Regions from separate parts of the Mus musculus genome. Here region 1 is linked to region 2. The links are chromatin loops, found by intact Hi-C in ENCODE. Cell type or tissue: heart. All regions are shown on one strand. Each heading gives the region's core, and the rest is flanking DNA. Links, peaks and the distances in the headings are about the cores only.

Region 1 (8,328 bases), core at 255-8,254, 200 kb before region 2:
GCAAAACAAAAAAATCAAAGTATGCTAAAAATCCAAATGTGCAATTTTGCAAGATATTTGTTTGGCACATTAAGAATCTCAAATGTTGAGCCGGGCATGGTGGCGCATGCCTTTAATCCCAGCACTCAGGAGGCAGAGGTAGGCGGATTTCTGAGTTCGAGGCCAGCATGGTCTACAAAGTGAGTTCCAGGACAGCCAGGGCTATACAGAGAAACCCTGTCTCGGGAAAAAAAAAGAATCTCAAATGTTAAGGATTTAGCTCAGTGGTAGGTCACTTACACAGCAAATGCAAGACTCCTAACCACACGTACACACACACTCAAAGACAGACTGCCTGATTTGTTGTTTACTTGCTTGCTTTCTTGCTCTCTGTCCCAGGTTTGTCTCAAACTCTTTAATCCTCTTGCCTCAACCCCGAGGTGCTGGTGGGGTTATAGGCCTACACCACCATAGCCAAGAAATACCTGATTTTTAAAAAAATGTCTGTATAGAATACCTCATAAGGTTCTAATATATCCAAGGGTGTGTTTTGCTAAACAGTAGAAGCCAAAAGAGGCAGAGAGGCCCTTCACTGACCCCCACACACTGGGACCAACTTTAGAATGGGGGCAGTTGTTAGATAGAACTTCAAAGAGAAGTGTCTCTGTTTTTCTCAAACTTCTCGAAAAGCTTCATTGTAAAATGTCAGAGGACTGTGAAGCAAGTCACTTAAATACATTTATTTGCAAGGACTTTGTGGAACCAAGTTGCTAGATGGGGCACACTTGGAGCCAAACACGCTGATGGGTTCCTGGCACTGGCTGAGCAGAAGTGACCCCCACAGCCACCAGCTCTGGTTTCTGTGCTTGCTCGAGCTCCTGGTCCCCGCTGGCTTTCGGATTTCACTTATAATAAATGATTTAAAGCCATGAATATTTCAAGCACGTCACAATACAAAGAACAATACAGGAGAGGAACCCTGCACCATATAAATTATAAACCATATAACCTAATTTTAACAAATATTAAAGGTTTATCACGTTTAATTTTTTTTTCCTATTTGATGCAAAATGTTGCTATGTAGCCCAGAATAGGCTTGAAGACCCAAATTCACTACATAGCTCAGATATGCCATGAACTGGCAGCAATCCTTCTGCCTCAGCCTCCCAAGTGGAGTGCTGGGGTTACAATTATGTTCACTGCCCCCCTGTCCCCACCTTCCCCCGCCAGATCTCAATTACTTTCTGAAAGACACAAAATGCTACAATTGCAGAACCTGGGGGTGTAGTTCAGTTGGCAGAGTGCTTATTCAACATGTATGAAGTCCTGGTAGCCTGAAGCGTAAGGCAGCATGACGTCACAGGCCTCCAATCCCAGTGCTCCGGAGGTAGAGACAGGAGGACCGGAAGTCTAGATCCATCCTATAAGACTTTGAGTTTGATGCCAATGACGTCACAGGCCTCCAATCCCAGTGCTCCGGAGATAGAGACAGGAGGACCGGAAGTCTAGATCCATCCTATAAGATTTTGAGTTTGACGCCAGCCCTGGAGTGCATGAAACCGTCTCTCAAAAAACACATATAAACAAATAAATAAAAGCAAACAAAACAGAAGAATAGACGTCCTACAATTATAGAATTCCCTAGTTCTCTTTCTCATACAAGAATAACCACTATTTTTTTTTCTTTATTTTCTTTTGGTGTGTGGTTGGGTTTGCCGAAGCACGCTTAGAATCCTAGCACTTGGTGGCTGAGGCACGAAGGTCACGAGTTCAAGGCCATCCTGAGATGAAAAAGGAAAAAAGGTTTTATTGCAGACAAATTGTCCTCTAAACATATGTAATCATATATAGTATTTAGAATGAACTGTATATATCTTCCAGCTTTTATTGCTGTTCAAATTGTGTGCACACACACATAAGCATGGTGTCTGTGTTCACACTCTCAGAGGCCAGAGGACACTTTATGTTCAGCTCTATCATACTCTGATTAATTTTTTAAAGATTTATTTATTTATTTTATGTATATGAGTACACCCCCATTGCTCTCTTTAGATGCAGCAGAAAAGGGCATCAGACCCCATTACAGATGGTTGTGATCCATCACATGGTTGCTGGGAATTGAACTCAGGACCTCTGGAAGAGCAATCAGTGTTCTTAACTGCTGAGCCATCTCACCAGCTCCTGATTTATTCTTTAGGGACAGGTTCTCCCACTGATCCTGGAGCTAGGGTGGCAGCCAGCAAGCCCAGAGGCCCTCTGCTCTCCACTCTCCACAGCTCTGAGATTACAGGTGACACGCATAACCGCACGCCAGCTTTTTCCGTGGGGGCAGGGATTCAAACTCGGGTCCTCATGCTTGTGCAGTGAGCTCTCTTCCACAGTGAGCCATCTCTTCAGCCTCCTTCTTACACTGCCTTTACTCAGTAGCGTCTAACAGGGCTTCCTCCAGGCAGATTCAGTCTCTTTCGGCTGAGGTGTGACATCTACACACTCAACACACAGCTCCAGTAAACAGCTCAGAAGCTCTCTCTATTCGGAGCAAGCGTCAAAGCACTTAGAACTAACTGTCCCTGTCACCCAGCTCCCTCCTCTCAGAGGCAACTGCTCTTTTGACCTCTGGTACCACAAGTTCCTTTTAATCTACTTAGAACTTAGTATTTACTTGTTTAGAAACGGGATCGTAAATATCTTCAGCTGCATCAAACTTCTGTTCTTCTTCCTACTTCCACCTCCAGGGGGCTGGATCTCATAGAAGTGGGTCGCCATGAACAGTTTGCCTGGTGCTGGAAACCCAATCCAGGGCTCTGTGCAAGCTAGGCAAGCACCCTTCCAACTGAGCTATCTTCCCAGCCCCGTGCTTTGAACTTTATATAAATGGACTCATGTGTTGTATGCATGTCCCTTCGAGTCTTTCCCCCTCAATGTCATGCCTGTGGGGTTCCATCTGCCTCACTGCAGAAGGCTGCAGTTCTTCTGTTGTTCACGATATGCAGCCCTCTGTTATGCTACTGTAGCATTACTTATTGATGCACTCAGCAGCGATGAACAATAGCACACTTTCAGTTTGGGGTTGTTACGAATAATGCTGATAAAAAACCACTTCAACATGACTTATGTGGACACCTGCGCTAACTTTTCTTGGGTCTACTCCTAGACATGAGCTTGCATGAGCTTGCTGGGTCCTCCCCAGTATAGGCACATGATAGAGAAATAATACTGCATTTCTACAACCCAGGGTCAAGGCCTATGGTTTTTCTCCAGGTTTTTTTCCTTTTTCTTTTTTTAAAAATGCTTTATTTATTTATGTATAGGAGTACACTGTCTTCAGACTCACCAGAAGAGAGCATCAGATCCCATTATAGATGATTGTGAGCCGCCATGTGGTTGCTGGAAATTGAACTCAGGACCTCAGGAAGAGCAGTTAGTGCTCTTAACTGCTGAGCCATCTCTCTAGCACTCTGGATTTTTTCCTATGTCTCCTACCTGTTCCTTGTTACTCAGCCTCCGCAGTTCACATAGACACTCTAGGATGTCTCTCTGGCTCTCTTGAGCCTGTCTGCTTCCCTGTGCTCTCGTCCCTCTGCCTGCTGTCATTCGATTGGCCCTCTTTCCAGAAGTCCATTCCTGCTTGTCCTCTGTGCTGCTGGGATGCTTACAAGGCTCTTTCCTGTCCTGACAGAGGTTGGTCAGCTGCAGTAAGACACTGGAAAGGCAGCAGCAGGCGGCTCAGCTTTCCACATATGCACCTTTATGTCACAAGTGACACACAGATTAGTACTTCACAGATTCTAGAAGAGACCAGGAGAATCTCTTGTTTCCTTACAGCATATGAGGGCAATTAATTGGCTTTTTATATAAGCCAATGAGAAAATCGGAACTCTGGAAGTTAAGATTTCAGTTGACGAAGTTTGCTTTAACTACTTTTTTTTTTTTTTAATATTCTGTCTAAGAGCCATGGAACTTTTTAGTTTAGTTCAGACTTGCTGTGTGTTAGATGTTAGGCCCAGCTCTGGGAATCTGAGGCACATAATCAAGGCCAGGCCATCTCCCTTGTCTTTAGAAATTTGCACTTGGCCCTCCCTCTCTCCCTCCCTCCTGACCCATTTTCTGTCTTGCACCGTACACTCAATAAGATAAAGTAAATACATGAATGATGTTTCCAGTAAAGAAAGAAAGAAAGAAAGAAAGAAAAAGAAAGAAAGAAATTTGCATTTGGATGCTTTAGCGACATCACTACTTTTCATTCAAAGCTGTCTACAGGGTTTCCTGGCTCTCTATGGCGAACATTTTCCATTTTGCTTCTAAACGCGGGAGCAGGTCACTTCAGCTGTACTAGACAGCACAGTCAAATGGCCAACAGTCTTGGCTTAAAAGAACGGGGTTTTTCCAAGGACCTGTGGGTGTAAGTACTCCGGTTCTCACCACTGAGGCCAGCATTAAGTGGGTGTTAAGAAGGAGGCGCACCCTTAATAGAAAGCTTATTTCTTGCAGCTTTTAATGAGTGCTGAACAGAGATGCTCCGAGTAGCAAGCTAAAAGGGCCCAAACATAATAGTTTTCCGTTGCATAATTTATTGCCAGCCAGACTGAGCTCCACAAAGGCACGGCACTCCATTTGCGAGATTAAAGATACAAGCGCTTTCCCACTGCAATCGCTAGCACGCTGCACACACACGGTGGGACTGAGTAAGCAGCAGCCCCCCCCACACACACCTCCCCATATCTTCAGGGAACATGATTGATTGAGTGCATACGCACAGGACTCTTGGCACCTGCACAGTGTGCTGGGCGACCAGCCCTGACCCTGCCGTGACGGCCCTTTAGTCAGCAGTATCACCCCAGCTGCAAGGCCAGCGTGCAGAAGAACACAGCCTGGCGCTGTTTTCTTGGAAGGACTAATTTATTTTAAGAACATCCACAGATTAATATGCCTCCCAATAAGTTAATGAACCAGAAAACTGACTACTCTCAGGGAAAGAGAAAGAGAGACAGAGACAGACAGACAGACACACACACACATGGAGCAGGGGAAAGAGGGAAATATATCCAAAAATAATGAACTAAAAACAATAGCAACAGTAATCCCCCCGCCCCTTAAAACATCTTTCAGGACTTATAAGCTTGAAACCATGATCAGAAACCATGATCAAGAGCTTCGATTGTTCTTATCACCAGAATTTCCACGGTCCCACCAAACAGGCCGTTCTGCAGGTACAGTTCCCTGCATTCTTCATCAAGACCATGATCAAAGTCCAAGCTGGGTGACCTGCAAAACCTCAGATCTCTCCCTGCCAACCAGGCACCTGTGTTGAGAAACAACCCACCCCATCTTTCATTTCTACAAATGTGCATTGTGGGATTGGTGGTGAGGTTTTTAGTTTACATCTTTAAATCTTTTAAAACATAGAACTTTCCATTCTCATCCCTGAAAGTTTACACTTTGGTCTCTGCTTAAATGACATGCACCACTATTATAATTGTGTATCTACTTTTATGACTTTTTAGTGTGCATAGGCATGTCTTGCCTTCATTGGTGCAAAGAGATGCTAGAAGAGATTATTGTAATTCCCTGGGAATGAGGACGGATGTGAGCCACCATATGAGTGTTGGGAATTGAACCTGGGTCCTCTGGAAGAGTAGCCTGTGCTCTTAACCACTGAGCCATCTCTCCAGCCTCCCTGTATGGTACTTTTGAACAATGCTTATCTTCTACAACAGCCATACAGTTCTTAAATGGCGATTTGCCCTTGACTGCTGCCCCAGTTCCTAGTAGAGTGGGTGTCTTGTGTTGATAACGTAAGAAAACTTTTTAGTGAATAAATAAATAATCAGGATGGGGAGACTGCTGAGTAAGTGGAGATGCCTGCTGCCAAGCCCGCTGCCCTGATTTCCATCCCAAGACCACATGGCAGGAGAGAACTGACTCCCACAAGCTGTCCATGCCCCACCCTTAATAAATGAATGCAAAACAATTAGTTAATTAATCAACGAGGTCCTCTAAAAAGTGAAGAGCAGTTTAGTAGCTATACTTAGGCTGTATGAGTCTCTTCCCTCTAATTAATTCGCTAATCAGTTTGCTTCTGATGAAATTTCTTCCACCTAACTCAACCTGATGACATTTGCTTGGGTCCAGACACATGACCCAACCTGAGCCAATCAGATTCTTCCTTCCTAGTAAACTTGGAACTGGACTCCAGAGGCAAGCAATGAGCCTTAGATGTATCTGGATGAGGGGTTGGCGGATGCTTATGCAGGGGCGGGGGGTGGGGAGGTTCCCATTCTCTCTGTAAAGAAAATCAACAGTCAGAAAGTAAAACAAAAGCCTGGTGTAACAACAGTCTCCAATGCTAGCTCTTGGAAGGCAGAAAAAGGAGGTTCATAGGAACACATGCACCCAGGGGGGAAAATGTAAAACAGACAATAGTACTAAATAGAGACAAGAGATATTGCTTGTATTCTCAGAGATTTGCTGCTTCATTCAAGATGTCCAGTTGTCTGTGACTCCATGAGAAACTGCTACTATATGTTATAAATATATAGAGAGCCCGTGGTGGTTTCAGTAAAAATATCCCCTGTAGACCCAGGGAGTGGCACTTATTAGGTGTAGCCTTGTTGGAAGAAGTGTGTCATTGTGGGGACAGGCTTTGAGGTGTCAGATGCTCAAACCATGCTCAGTGTGGTCCTCTCTTCCTACTGCCTGCCTATCCCGATATAGAACTCTCAGCTCCTTCTCCAGCACCACCTCTGCCTGCATGCTGCCACGCTTCTCACCATGATGATGATGGACTGAACCTCTGAGCTGCAAACCAGTCCCAATGAAATGTTTTCCTGTATAGAAGCTGCCATGGTCTTAGTGTCTCATCACACCAATAATACCCTAACTAAAACAGAGCCCCACCCCATCCTCTTTTAGACAACGGCAGTCAACGTCAACCTGAGTCCTGGTGAAGACACGCACTGTGCCTACTTCAGGAAGGAAGATTAGCCAGGTTGATTCATCAGGTTGATCACACACCTTTGGCAGATTAGTTACTGATGACAGCCCAGCTCTCAGCCAGATCAGGTCTGATGCTAAGCCTTTCTATGACTTTGTTACCCATTGGGCCAGCTCTGGAGAGACCTCCTGCTTTATAAGGAGGAGGCTTATGCTGAAGTCAGACTTGACCTTGAACCCTTGAGTGTCTCAACTCTTGTACCTGAAAACAAACAAACTCATGGGTTCAAACAGGATAAAGAACAGTGATTTCAAAAATAATTCTGAATAGAGACATGAAAGAAAATGGATGGATGTGGAGTTAAAGTTATCCACCCCTTTATTAAGTTTGTAACCTCAGGCTATATTTTTTTAAAGGAAAAAATTGCTTTTGAATTCCCCAGTGGACTTTTTCCTCCCCTGCCCCCCCCCTTTTTTAATTTGTCATTCAGTGGCCAAGTCAGGGTTTGCTGGCTTCTGGAAAATCCAGGGGATTTTGAAAATGAAAATCTAAGGTGTGGCTAAAAGTATACAGAGTAATCTTTTATGCCAAGGGGATGCTGGGCATCTCCTATGTTAGTTAAGGTTCCTATTGCTACAGTGAAACTCCATGACCTAAAGCCACTGGGGAAGGAGAGGGTTTATTTGATTCGGATGTCCACATCAGAGATCATCACTAGAAGAAGTCAGGGCAGGAATTTAAACAGGACAGGAACCTGAAGGCAGGAGCTGACACAGAGGCCACTTAGGAGTGCTGCTTACTGGCTTGCTCTCCATGGCTTGCTTGGCCTGTTCTTCTTTCTCTCTCTCTCTTTCTTTCTCTCTCTCTCTCTTTCTTTCTTTCTTTCTTTCTTTCTTTCTTTCTTTCTTTCTTTCTTCCTTCCTTCCTTCCTTCCTTCCTTCCTTCCTTCCCTCCTTTCTCTCTCTCTCTGTCTCTCCCTCCCCCCTCCCTCCCTTCCTTTCTTTCTTCCTTCCTTCCTTCCTTCCATCCCTTCCTTCCTTTCTTCTTTCTTTATTCTTTAAAAATTTATTTATTTATTATATGTAAGTACACTGTAGCTCTCTTCAGACACACCAGAAGAGGGCATCCAATCTCATTACAGATGGTTGTGAGCCACCATGTGGTTGCTGGAATTTGAACTCAGGACCTCTGGAAGAGCAGTCAGTGCTCTTAACTGCTAAGCCATCTCTCCAGCCACTTGGCCTGTTTTCTTAAGGAACCCAAGACCACTGGCCCAGGGATGGTACTACCCATAAAGGGCTGGGCCCTCCCTGTCAATCATCAATTAAGAAAGTACCTCACTGCCAGTTCTTCCCTCCATTCAGATGGCTCTAGCCTAGCCAACACTGTTGAGTAGCTAAGATCAGATACTATGG
Region 2 (8,328 bases), core at 254-8,253:
TTCTATTTTGAGGGCCTCAAATCCAATCCCAAAGTACTTGGTTTCCAGATCTGGCCTATAACTTCCATTCCTCCTGCCTCAGCCTTCTGACTGCTGGGATTTTAGGCATGTGCCACCATGCTGAACCATCATACAGCCTTCTGGGTCTGACCCTCTGGATCCGTTTTAGCAGCTGCATCCTACAGAAGAAAGTTGGGCAAGACAGCGCATCGAGGATTCTCACCCACGCTTGCCCCTTTCCTCTCAGGTCACACTTCTGCTTCTATAGGGATGTGACTGGACATACGGCATCCACTCGTAACTTCTTTTCTCTAGAGCTACCCTTGGGCCATCACCAGGGCTACCTATTGGGCAGAACAACATTTACAAGAACCCTAGTGTTAGGATCCTGCATCTGTCTGAGAGCAGTCGCTCTGTTTCCAGCATCTGACCCCCCCCAGCTCTGGTTTCCTCGGCAACAACAGACCGGCCAAACCTCTAGCAGAGCCTTCCAGAGAAGGCTCGGCTAGGCGGGCTCAGATGGAGACAGACCTGGGAGTAGAAGGGGGAAACCAGAAATGAGGGCTTTAATGATGGTGTGTCCCCTTCCTCTCACAGGTACCTCGGCAAAGAGGGTTGGGCACCAGCGTCCTACCTGAAGAAGGCCAAGGATGACCTGCCGACCCGGAAGAAGAACCTGGCGGGTCCGGTGGAGATCATAGGGAACATTATGGAGATCAGCAACCTTCTCAACAAGAAGGCATCTGGGGATAAGGAGGCTCCGGCTGAAGGCGAGGGATCCGAGGCCCCCATCACCAAGAAAGAGATCAGCTTACCGATCCTCTGCAACGCCTCCAATGGCAGCGCCTTGGCCATTCCCGAGAGGACCACATCCAAGCTAGCCCAGGGCTCCCCAGCTGTGGCCAGGATCGCCCCTCAGAGGGCCCAGATCAGTAAGCACTTGAAGGCCCCCAGTTTCTCCCAAAGAGCTACAGAGTGGGTAGGCATGGGTGAGGGGAATCCAAGGGGCTACCCAGGACCTTCGTGACTTTTCCACCCTGACTGACAGTCTGGGTTCTGTCCACATGCCTTTGATGGTCACAAGAGCTGAAGAGGCCCCAGAGAGAGGCTGTGTCCCCCGCGCGCTGCAGCTCTGAAGATATACTGCAGGAGGGAGCAGGCTGCTGGCCTCCCTCTCCCTAAGAAAGAACCAGGGATGGCTCTTAACAGAGGGACAGATCCCCAAGAGCAGGAAGTGGCATCTTACCTAGGTGATTGGCATATAGCTGATTTTATAAACCCATGAGCTCCAAGTCTGTGGTCCTCTGTGCAGGCTCGCCCTGCGGAACGTAAGATGTGGAAGAGGGTGGCATGAAGGCCTGATGTTCAAAGGTGCCTGATCTGAGCTGGTCCTGGGACTCAACGCGCAGGTGAAAGGAGAGAGCTACCTTCCTACCACTGTGGCACATGTGCCCATCCCCCACCTGCAGACACAGCCTATTACTAAAGCCTGTGTGCCCGTGCCTCCAAACACACCTGCGGCCTAGCAGCACCTTTGGTATTAGGGGGCGTGGGGCAGTTTCTGTTTTGCCAACAATCAGGGGGAATGCTGTTTTGGGTTTTGTGGTTTGGTTAGGGTTTTTTTTTTTTTTTTTTAAATATTTATCTCTTAATTTTATTGTTAGCTCTCTGGTGCTTGGAAAAATCTTTATCAGGGAGGACTTTTGTCTCTTGCCTTGTGCTCCCTTCAGAGGACTTAGGACTAGTGAGCAAAAAAAAAATAGATGTGGTTCCTGCTTCTACTGAAAAGTTGATAAGTCCATACAGCCTTTACCTTGAAAACTCCCTGCAGTATCTGTAGATTGATGTACATATCATTTTGCGGGGGGGGGTGTGGATCCTTCCACCCCTAGAGTGGCTTAAAGGTCTCCTCATTCCTGGTGACTTAGAACACAGGGTCTTTCATGACTATGGGACCACAGCATCAAGTTTCAAGGATGTGAGTGGATCCCACCCAGGGAAGGCGGGTGTAGGTGCTGCTGCCCACTAGGATTCTTAAAGCTGCGGCTCTTCTTTCAGGCTCCCCAAATCTGAGGACAAGACCTCCCCCGCGCAGAGAATCCAGCCTGGTATGTGGACTGTCTCTCCATTCCTTTTCTGGGATTACTCCCAGATCCTTCACTGCTGCTTTTGAAGCAGAGCCTGTGACCCAGGGGTTTGTAGGGTCCTATTGGGGTTTTCGTCTTTGTAGGGGACAGAGGCAGAAGCCTGCAGATCCCAGGACTTCCTAGAGCATAGCTAGACAGTTTATAATCAGAAAAGCACTGCACTCCGAGGCTAAATAAATCCATCCCAGCCACTACACTGGCAGACATAAACATTTAGACTGGCCAGCAAGAGTGTCCAGTGGGGCATTGCCAGGGCCTTGAAGTGGGGCTTCTGGCCACATTAGCTCAGAAGCCTTACAGCTTTCTGAGGATTGCCCAGTGAATGTGGTAGGCTCCACAGCCTAGAGGATACAGAGTAGACTAGTACTTACCCATCAGGAAGGAGAGTGACTTGCCAGACCTGGCTCGTGGAGGGCTGACACTGCTGAAGTCCCTGTCTCATGAGTGGGTGACTGGTAACCACACTCTCAGGCAGGGAGCTTGGGGGACAGCAATGTTGGTGACAAGCTGAGAGTCCTGGAACAGAGACCTGTTTCGGGATAGGGGAGTAGGGCAGAGGGCAGTGTGGTGCAGTTGGAAGACAAGCTTTCGAGCTAGGATATAGCTCAGTAGTAGAGTGCTTGCTTAGCATGCACCAGGTCTTGGAGGTACCATCTGTAGCATCCTCGGAAGGAATGCCGGAGCCTGGTATAGAGCCCATTTCTAATGTAGGAACAAAGAAAGACCCTTTGTAAGTCACCCACCCTCCAAAGTTCTCAGTTTCCTTCTCTGATAGGGAAGAAGAGTATGGCCACCTCCTAGGTCTGCTGTGAAGACAGGATGCTGTAGTACATATTTAGGACCAGAAGCCAGGTTTTCCTTTCCTATGTGAACTCCTGGATGTTAGGTGGTGTTATCTGGTACTCTACATGGGACGAATCCCTAAGTCATGCCTGGCTGAATGTTACTCCAGTGGCATTTGCCCATCCATGGGAGTTGGGACCCTCCATATATCAGAAGATGTGGCCTCTAGCCATGAGTATTTTGTGACCTCATCCCAGCAAAATCAATCTCTCTCTCTCTCTCTCTCTCTCTCTCTCTCTCCCTTTCTCTCTCCTCTGAGTTTTTGCAACTGAACAATAAATTCTCCATCTCTCCCCTTTCTTTGAGCCCCAGCTAATTATTTTCAGGCAGACTTGACTTTGGCAAGAACAGAGTCATTCCTTCCACACTTAACAAATGCTAGCTCGCCGAGGCAGGGATGCTGGTTCTAGTTAGACTCGGCTGAATCCCACCCTGTCATGGTCCAGGAGGGGATGAAGTGCGGCCAGCTGTGCCAGCTTCCACGTGTGGCTGTACGTCAGTAAGCACACGGGCAGGGAAAGGTGACTGAGTCACATGTGCCCACCCCTAAACCGTCTTTCTCCCATCCTTACTCAGAGTGATCCAAACAGCTCAGCTTCCCGAGTACGACCTGTTGTGGTTACAGCCCACCAGGCTGGCTGTCCGTGTGGCTTATACAGGCTGCCGCAGAGCAGCGCCCAGTAGGTGCACAGCGGATGGCTGTTCTAAAAACACAAAATGGGGTTCACAGATAATAGGTCAGTTCTAAGTGTCCTGGAAAGGCACTAGGAGAAAAGCTGTGTGCCAGCATCAGGAAGGCTCATAAGAGCCCTGGGGTAAATCTGCCTGTCTGCTGAAATGGCATTCTGTTCAGGGTACCAACGTGCTGACCCCCTCCCACAGACTCCTCCCCCATCTAGCTGTCCCCTATACTTCTACGTTACTGTCCTGGGACAGTTGGCTCTCTCACCCTCTTCTGTAGCAGCTGCCCACTTGGTTTAGGATCCACCCTGTAGATTTATGAAATGGTGGTGTCCTCGCTTTGTTAGAATTATTCTTCTGCCTTTAACTTTCTACCTTGGGAGGAAACTATTGAGATCTCGAACTAGTGTTATGTGAGCCCTGGGTGCCACCTCCTGCGGGTAAGGCCTGGAGCATAAGTGATAGATTCTGATTGTTTCTGCTTTAGGGGTTCCAGCTGCCAAAGCCGCCAGAGCCCCCTTCTGTTGAGGTAGAATACTACACCATTGCTGAATTCCAGTCCTGCATTTCTGACGGGATCAGCTTTCGAGGCGGACAGAAGGCAGAGGTGAGCCTCCTTCAGACCAAGGACCTGTGTTTCATATTTTATAATATGTCTTCTTGGCAAGGCTTCTGGGGGTCAATCAGGGCAGGTAACAGAAATGAGCTGCCCGGCCATGAGTACTTGCCTAGTCAGGGCCACACCAGGGCTAAAGCCCACAACTTGAGTTTCTGTCCCTCACTCACTTGCTTGTCCCACAATGACATCTCCTGAGCACAGAGAGCCTCGAAGTGAAGTGCTGATGAGGGACAGAAAGATGACAGAGCAGTTTGCTTCATCAGAAATGTTTTATTTTGGAGGGGATAACACACACGCACACACATGAGTACATGCACGCACATGCACACACATGCATGCAACACAACACATGCAACCATACATGCTTGTACACACACACACACACACACACACACACACATATACATATGCACGTGGAGATCAGCCTTGTCTACTAACCCAAGAAATCTCTTGCCTAATGAGGTTTTTGTGGCCACTTGGAGGATGTTCTGTGGGGATGAGCTGCTCAGGCTTGCACCTCAGTTATATTTGTCTGCCTTTTCTCTTTTTCACCTGAGAGACCCTTTGAAGGGACAGTGGGCACCGGTGGAGGACAGGAACAGTAGACCACTGGGTCTTTATACATATGGATCCTTCCGAGGTTGGTTTTTATAAGGAGCTAGGGACAATGTGGTGGTCTTGGGGGATTGTCATGGAGGTCTATAGAGGAAACCAAGAGAATGGAAGCCTCACACCCAAGACCAGGGTTTGAAGCTAGCATTCCACTGACCACTGTAAGGTCTTGGGACACTTATTGAAGGGCTCAGTTTGCTGTGTCTATAAAATCGGCTAGGGTATCATAGGGACCCTGACAACCCTGCAACTCACTGGCCTGCCCTCTACCCCCCAGGTCATCGACAAGAACTCGGGTGGTTGGTGGTACGTGCAGATCGGGGAGAAGGAGGGCTGGGCCCCAGCCTCATACATTGACAAGCGCAAGAAACCCAACCTCAGCCGCCGAACCAGCACTCTGACGCGGCCCAAGGTGCCGCCACCTGCGCCCCCCAGCAAGCCTAAGGAGGCCGAGGAGAATCCTGTGGGTGCCTGTGAGAGCCAGGGCTCCCCACTGAAGGTTAAATACGAGGAACCCGAGTATGACGTCCCTGCCTTTGGCTTTGACTCAGAGCCCGAGATGAATGAAGAGCCTTCAGGGGACAGAGGTTCAGGTGACAAGCATCCCGCCCAGCCCCGAAGGATCTCGCCTGCCTCTTCCCTGCAACGGGCCCATTTCAAGGTGGGTGAGTCTTCTGAGGACGTGGCCCTGGAAGAGGAGACCATCTATGAGAATGAGGGCTTCAGGCCATACACAGAAGACACCCTGTCTGCCAGAGGCTCCTCTGGGGACAGTGACTCCCCTGGGAGCTCCTCTTTGTCCCTTGCCGTGAAAAACTCCCCTAAATCAGATTCCCCCAAATCCTCATCACTCCTAAAGCTCAAAGCAGAGAAGAATGCCCAGGCAGAACTGGGGAAAAACCAGTCCAACATCTCCTTCTCCTCCTCTGTCACCATCAGCACCACCTGTTCCTCCTCCTCATCCTCGTCCTCCTTGTCCAAGAACAATGGTGACCTGAAACCACGTTCTGCCTCAGATGCAGGTATCCGTGACACCCCTAAGGTTGGGACCAAGAAAGATCCTGATGTGAAGGCCGGGCTGGCCTCCTGCGCCCGAGCCAAGCCATCCGTGAGACCAAAGCCAGTCCTGAACCGAGCGGAGTCTCAAAGCCAGGAGAAGATGGATATTAGTTCCTTACGGCGCCAGCTGAGGCCCACAGGCCAGCTCCGGGGGGGCCTCAAGGGCTCTAGGAGTGAGGACTCAGAGCTGCCTCCACAGATGGCTTCTGAGGGATCCAGGCGAGGTTCTGCGGACATCATCCCTCTCACGGCCACCACTCCCCCGTGTGTCCCCAAAAAGGAATGGGAAGGGCAAGGCGCCACCTACGTGACGTGCAGCGCCTATCAGAAGGTCCAGGACTCGGAGATCAGCTTCCCCGAAGGCGCCGAGGTGCACGTGCTGGAGAAGGCGGAAAGTGGGTGGTGGTACGTGAGGTTTGGGGAGCTGGAGGGCTGGGCTCCTTCCCACTACTTGGTGGCCGAGGAGAACCAGCAACCTGACACAGCTAGCAAAGAGGGAGACACAGGAAAGAGCTCGCAGAACGAGGGCAAGTCAGACAGCCTGGAAAAGATTGAGAAGCGTGTGCAGGCGCTCAACACTGTGAACCAGAGCAAGAGGGCCACCCCACCCATCCCCTCGAAGCCTCCCGGGGGCTTCGGCAAGACCTCGGGCACCGTAGCGGTGAAGATGAGGAACGGGGTCCGGCAAGTGGCCGTCAGGCCCCAATCTGTGTTTGTGTCTCCGCCACCCAAGGACAACAACCTGTCCTGTGCCCTTCGGAGGAACGAGTCGCTAACGGCCACCGACAGCCTCAGAGGTGTCCGCAGGAACTCCTCCTTTAGCACCGCACGGTCAGCAGCCGCTGAGGCCAAGGGCCGCCTGGCCGAGCGGGCTGCCAGCCAGGGCTCAGAATCGCCCCTGCTGCCTACCCAGCGCAAAGGCATCCCTGTCTCCCCCGTGCGTCCCAAGCCCATAGAGAAGTCCCAGTTTATCCACAACAACCTCAAGGATGTGTACATCTCGATTGCAGACTATGAGGGGGACGAAGAGACGGCTGGCTTCCAGGAGGGGGTGTCCATGGAGGTGCTGGAGAAGAACCCCAATGGCTGGTGGTACTGCCAGATCCTGGATGAGGTGAAGCCCTTCAAGGGCTGGGTACCCTCCAACTACCTTGAGAAGAAGAACTAATAGCACAGGGTCCTTCCAGACTCAACGTGCTGCCTTGGCTGCCACTGGATGAGCTGCGGCACGCCAGACACGGGGATGGACAAGATGGGAGGGGGGGAGGGGGATGACAACATTGAACCCTGCAGAACATGTGACCCCCCAATACACCCTCCAGCTGGAAGGGAGGGTGTGATGGGCATGCACACTTAGGAGAAAGGGAAGAGCAGGAATGCCCTGGGCCCGGGATCCCCGCATTGCACGTTGCATGCGGATGGACCATATGTCATTTAGCACAGGCCATGTGGGAAAAGCCTAATCGTGCCTTGCTGCAGATCTGGAAAAGATGTCATGAGGTGTCCTGGGTCCTGCCCTGCTCAGCCACTTCAGTGGCTGGCTTCTTGCCTCTGGAAGTCATTCTTGCATTGCCCTTGTGATGTGTTGGAGATTGTATTGGTCTCTAGTCCACCACCGACCACTGATGGGTTTCTGGAGAACTACCAGCTCTGGGCTTTGGCAGCGTCTCCAAAGAGCTCAGCCCTTTCTGGGGCCAGGCCACAGCCTATGTTTGGTAGTTAAAAGAGTTCCCAGGTGCCAACAAGGACTGTCTCCTCTTGCTGTGCTGGCTTGGCCTGGCAAGGAGAGTTGCCCTCCTCGGGGCACGTGGAGGACAGTGTGGGAGTTGGCCGAGAGGATGCGAGTCTCCTCCTAATCTAGAGATTGCTCGAGGATTTCCGGGTAGGCAATTCCTTCTGCATGTTTGGGAAATGGTTATCGGTTGGAGGTTTATATATCAAGCGTTTGGTTTGGGGTTTATTTTAGAAGTTGTTTGGGGGCCCGAGGGGCTCAGCCTCACATAGGAGACGGGTAGTGGTGGGTGGGGTTTCCGTTGAATTCATGGAGGGATGTTTTATTTGGGTTTTGGTTTAATGTCTTTTGCCTTTCCATAAACCAGATTGTTTGTTTAGGTTTCCACTGTGTACACAGTGCCCAAGCATGGCACCTTAGCAGGGAGTTTGGAACTGGGTAAAGCCAAGTCCCCGGCTCGGTGAAACAAAGTGTTCAGGTTCCTGCCCAAGAGGGAAAGAGGGCAGCCTGCTGGGTGGCTAATCTGCCTACTTCTGCCCACTTTCTCCAACCTGGGCAGAAGGGACCCTGGCTGGGTCAGCCCAGAGCAGACACTGTGCCCTTAGCCTGCTGGCAAGGTACCCAAGAAGATGGAG

What was found. Hi-C counts contacts between places; a loop is a spot of excess contacts. Peaks named below come from ENCODE experiments on the same cell type or tissue, not always from the same donor. Only the 100,000 strongest peaks of a DNase experiment are listed, where the experiment ranks them.
Region 1: it touches region 2 in a loop (2.4-fold over the local background); 7 of 42 quality-filtered maps call a loop at or near these places.

Annotation. Positions count from the first base shown.
Region 1 is chr19:47,469,384-47,477,711 of GRCm38, reverse strand. No RefSeq gene overlaps it. Among named protein-coding and RNA genes, the nearest start is that of Sh3pxd2a, 9.1 kb to the right of the region's middle. In heart, for the core only: no CTCF peak of the experiment used is centred there; a DNase peak (open chromatin) is centred at 4,731.
Region 2 is chr19:47,265,788-47,274,115 of GRCm38, reverse strand. It overlaps Sh3pxd2a (SH3 and PX domains 2A), which reads left to right. Exons shown (of 15, transcript NM_008018.4): 12 at 598-932; 13 at 2,059-2,108; 14 at 4,159-4,278; 15 at 5,180-8,328. The coding sequence ends at 7,129. It overlaps Mir6995 (microRNA 6995), which reads left to right and starts at 527; the gene lies at 527-597. In heart, for the core only: a CTCF peak has its summit at 4,192 (motif pointing left); a DNase peak (open chromatin) is centred at 7,065.